Regions from separate parts of the Homo sapiens genome. Here region 1 is linked to region 2. A link is an interaction called in ENCODE POLR2A ChIA-PET data of the cell type or tissue named here. Cell type or tissue: B cell. All regions are shown on one strand.

What was found. ChIA-PET counts read pairs that join two places held together with the same protein. Peaks named below come from ENCODE experiments on the same cell type or tissue, not always from the same donor. Only the 100,000 strongest peaks of a DNase experiment are listed, where the experiment ranks them.
Region 1: POLR2A ChIA-PET joins it to region 2 with 6 read pairs; 2 of 35 experiments call an interaction of 5 or more read pairs at or near these places.

Annotation. Positions count from the first base shown.
Region 1 is chr11:128,397,555-128,400,054 of GRCh38, reverse strand. No RefSeq gene overlaps it. Among named protein-coding and RNA genes, the nearest start is that of MIR6090, 120 kb to the left of the region's middle. In B cell, no CTCF peak of the experiment used is centred here; DNase peaks (open chromatin) are centred at 944 and 1,074; H3K4me3 peaks cover 566 bases; H3K27ac peaks cover 1,980 bases.
Region 2 is chr11:128,809,914-128,812,413 of GRCh38, reverse strand. FLI1 (Fli-1 proto-oncogene, ETS transcription factor) reads right to left here. Exons shown (of 9, transcript NM_002017.5): 9 at 1-1,955. The coding sequence ends at 1,426. Among named protein-coding and RNA genes, the nearest start is that of KCNJ1, 56 kb to the left of the region's middle. In B cell, no CTCF peak of the experiment used is centred here; no DNase peak of the experiment used is centred here.

The DNA.
Region 1 (2,500 bases), 410 kb after region 2:
GTTCAGGATTGGTACTTTGTAAAGATAAGACACTTAGAAGATAGATACAATTAAAATAAGACAAGAAACAAGGCAGAAATTAGAGGTGACATATTCATTTGGACGGCCATCAACCACAATCTACTCAGCTGTATTCCTAATTAGTACTTAGGCATCTTAGTTTCTATCCAGCTTCTAAGCCTAATTACTTCCTCGACCATTATTTATTACCTGGTGTGGTAAGACTGATGCAATTATTCCCATTTCATAGTAAACATGAATAAACCAGAGGGAAGCTAAGTAATTTCCTGAAGGCACCCAATGTCTGTTATGGAGTTAGGGTGGAATTCAGACAGGCTTTGAGTAATTTTAAAATAAAATACCTTTAGCAGAGTGAAGCTGGGTTTGCCTAATAACCTCTATTAAGTCGTGAGCACAGGGCCATGTGTGAAAGTGGCTTACTGCATGTTGAATGTTAAGTGAGCGAGCACACTCCACATGGCTAGGGTAACTATTTTATAACTCACCATTCAAAGCGGAACACCTCTGATTGTGAAAGAGAGCACTATAATAAATATTCTGGAGCAACATGTATAAACAAGACTGTCATGGAAATTTCAAGACATATGATCACACTATCTAAAGCAGATCACTCCAGTGAGCCATCTGAGGTTCTTGGAATAGCAGAGCCACTCTCTGCAAGCAGTCTGCAATTTGACCCTGGAACTTGCAGCCCAGGCTTTCTTGAAGATTCTTGGTTTAGAATCATGGAAATGACATCATCCTGAATCAACTGATCATATCCTCTTTTGTGCCACATTCAGTGGGTACCATGTGCTAAAGAGAGAATTTCATGTAATTACAGTTGATTACATAAATGGTTCTTGTCACCTTAGTCTACATAACTGAAGTCAGAGTTTCTTGAAAGTAGCATAGAGAATCATAAAAATTATTTAGTGAATCTCTAGAATATGGTATTTCTTTCTTTGGGTAAAAATGCCTGTTTCTTTCTCTTTTAACAAGTTTTTGAAGAAACTGGTTTTAAGTTTCTGAATCAAACACAGATTTTTCTTAAACTATTTGCATCTTTAATTTCCTCTTTTAGGTCTCCTGTGAAAGCTCATTTGGTGGTTTTGTAATACTTCAGTAAATTTAGCTCCTGGTATGTGATTTAAAGAGAACTATTGAACACTGTATTGTGATATAGTGGAAACAATACAGGACTAAAAAGAATAGTGTTTTGTGTTTTGATCCAAGTTTACCATTAAGTTGCTCTTGACTTGAAATGAGTTATTCAAGCTTTCTAGGTCTCAGTATTTCTCTCTCTCTCTCTCTCTCTGTCTCTGTTTCTGTCTCCCCACCTCCACATATACAGTAGTCATGCATCACTTAAAAACAGGAATACATTTGGCTGGGCACAGTGGCTCATGTCTGTAATCCCAGCACTTTGGGAGGCCGAGGTGAGCAGATCACCTGAGGTCAGGAGTTCGAGACCAGTCTGACCAATGTGGAGAAACCCTGTCTCTACTAAAAATACAAAATTAGCTGGGGGTGGTGGCGCATGCCTGTAATTGCAGCTACTTGGGAGGCTGAGGCAGGAGAATCGCTTGAATCCGGGAGGTGGAGGTTGCAGTGAGCTGAGATCGCAACACTGCAGTCCAGCCTGGGCAACAAGAGCAAAACTCTGTCTCAAAAAAAAAAAAAAAAAAAAAAAAAAAAAAAAAAAAAAACCACCACCACCACCAACAAAAAAACAGGGATACATTCTGAAAAATGTGTCATTAGGCAATATTATAGTATGCAAACATCCTAGAGTGTACTTACACAACTCTAGGTGGTACAGCCTACTACACACCTAAACTATATGGTATAGCCTATGGCTCCTAGGGTACAGACATGTACAGCATGTGACTGTACTGAATACTGTAGGCAATTGTAACACAATGGAAAGTATTTGTGTATCTAAACAGAGAAAAGGTACAGTAAAAATACAGTATTATCATCTTATGGGAGCACTGCGGTTGGTCATTGACTGAAATGTTATGTGCAAATGATTATATATACACATAGATATATACAATACATAATAAATAGATATACAATATTATATATATATATATATATATATATATATATTTCTGTACCACACAAGCTGTGTCCATTCATCAGTTGATGAACCTTTGAGTTGTTTCCACTTTTTGGTTATTATGAACAGAGCTGCTGTCAACATTCTTTTACAAGTTTTTGTGTGGACATATGTTTTCGTTTCTTTTAGGTATCTACCTCCATGGAATTGCTGGGTCATTTGGTAACTATGTTTAAACTTCTAAGGAACTTCTAGACTTTTCAAAGCAGCTGTACCATCTTATATTCTCACTAGGATGTATCAGGGTCCTAATTTTCTCATATCCTCCCCAACACTGGTTATTGTCTATATTTTTGATTCCAGTCATCCTTGTGGGTGTTAGGTGGTATCTCGTTTCGATTTTGATTTGCATTTCCCTGATGGTTCCTGTCACTA
Region 2 (2,500 bases):
GAGAAGGAACCATTTATTTAGTCAAATTATTTTACAACATGGTCTTCTTTGACAGTTGTCAGCTTAACACTTAATATAGTTAAAAAAGTCAACAATTACCTGCAAAATTATATATATTTTAATGTCTAAAAATATGTTGCTTATATAGAGCAGGAAAATCCCTCCTCTCCACAAGGGAAAGTTTCGTTGTTTTTCCCAGAGCTGTGATTATTGCAGTACTGTTACACGCATTTCCAAAGCATTAAAGATCTAAATGGATTATCTTTTCCCTGCTTGTGTATGCCTGTTAAATAACTGTACCAGTGCTTTGCTTTCTCATAAGTCAGTGACTTAAACAGCCCTGTTTCCTTTTCAGCTATAGGCATATTATGCTTTTTAAAAACCAGCTATAAAAACATACAGACAGCCCAAATGTACAGATTGAAAAAAGATGTACAAATTACATTAAAAAAAATAACAGCGATTGATTCGATAGTAAAACTGCTTTTGTGACCGAGGTCAACTCGTTTATTTATTCTTAATTTTTAATTATTTATTTTTAATACTGTGAGATATAGGAAAATAACTCTGCATAATTTATACAGTAAGTTGCCTTCTGATTGGTTGGCCCTGGTCTGATGGTCTGACAAGCGCACAGCACTTGCGAATCTGCTTGAGTTTAGAAATCCCTACAACTTTTCCAAGTTCTGGGACCACTGTCATCATTTAAAAAAAAAAAAAAATTAGTAATTTAATTCCCCGTCTTTCAGGAATGTATGTATTTGCATTAAAATTTCTTAGTTCATATCTTGACTATTTCTAGAGAGAGTGGTCAGCTGAGTGCATACTGTCCACTGAGAGGGATTCTGCAATGCCCTTGGCGTCTTAAACACACAAACCTTCTTTCCATCAAATTCCAGTTGGGTGAAAACTTCACTGGCCTTACAATCAATGTTCCAGTTGCCATCCACTGAATTTGGTCCTCCTAAAATTAGATTATAAGCTTCCCACCTCTATTTGTCACTAAATCTCAAACCAGAACATGACGGGTTAAGTCCATGATTCTGTGTCATACTGAACCCCGTGTATTGACAAGAAACTGCTTTGGTCATAAAAACATAAAGAAAACGTACAGCTTCTTTCTCAGAACCATGACTTAACCATTCCAGTAATCTTAATATGCAACTCACAAGATGCTAGGAGACTGAGAATTCAAACTGGCATACTGGCCCATGGAATTATTCATCTCTTTGTTCAGGTAGAGGAAGCAAAAGTTACCAACATTAAAAAAAATGTTTTTAAAGAACAAATACAAAGGTTCTATCCAACAAGAAAGAACATCCAGTTTTGTCTTCCCTTCAAGGCCACATATGTCCTGTTGAGTCCAAAGCATCCAGTAAGTGTGCAGGATGGGCTTCAGCTAGAAGGCCACTGATGAGTAAGCTTCTAGTAGTAGCTGCCTAAGTGTGAAGGCACGTGGGTGTTAGGATGGCGGGGGACGTTGGGGTTGGGGTAGATTCCCCCCGTGGGGGAGGTCCAGTATTGTGATGCGGCTCCAAAGAAGCTGGAGGAAGTGACAGGCATGGAGGATGGATGGGGAGGGACAAAGTTCACCTTCTGCTGGTGGGCATGGTAGGAAGGCATGTAGGAGATGTCAGAAGGGTACTTGTACATGGACGACTCGGTCGGATGTGGCTGCAGAGCCTGGGCAATGCCGTGGAAGTCAAATTTGTAAGCATATCTTTTGCCGTGCACTTTGGTCATAATGTTTTTATCATAGTAATAACGGAGGGCCCGGCTCAGCTTGTCGTAATTCATGTTGGGCTTGCTTTTCCGCTCGCCCCAGCGCCTGGCCACCTCATCGGGGTCCGTCATTTTGAACTCCCCGTTGGTCCCCTCCCAGGTGATACAGCTGGCGTTGGCGCTGTCGGAGAGCAGCTCCAGGAGGAATTGCCACAGCTGGATCTGCCCGCTTCCTGCACGCCGTGAGGCAAACGGGAGAGAACAGAACACCTCAGCCCAGAGAAGGCAGAACCCAGTTCCCTAAATGCAGGGAGCTTCTCATCCTTTTAAAGAAACCTTTTGTTTCCTTCGACATTGGGATCGACTTGACAAGCCCTTCTTATGTCATTGTTGATTTGCCTTTCTGCTTGCCTTGGAGATGGGTATAATAAGCGAGGTTAGATCCTAAGATGCTTTGCCCCAAGGCCTGGTAAATGGAATGTGGGAAGTGAGGTGCAAACTCTGCCCAGAACTAGCTGTGTGATCTTGGGTGAGCCATATCCCCCCTCAATCCCTTTGGCAAGGCTTTTGAATCTCTTCATCTAGAAAGGCCTGAATCACTGACTGATCTCTAATTAGTGGTCATGTCCCCCAGGGAATTCCCTGTCAGCAATAAAAAGTCAGGGGCAAGGCATGACTGTGGGAGTCATTGGGAGAAGCTGCGCCATGAGCTTTAGCTTTTGGATGGACAGGACCTGGATTGGCCCTTGGCAGGCCCAGAGCTTGGCTTGCAGCTCTA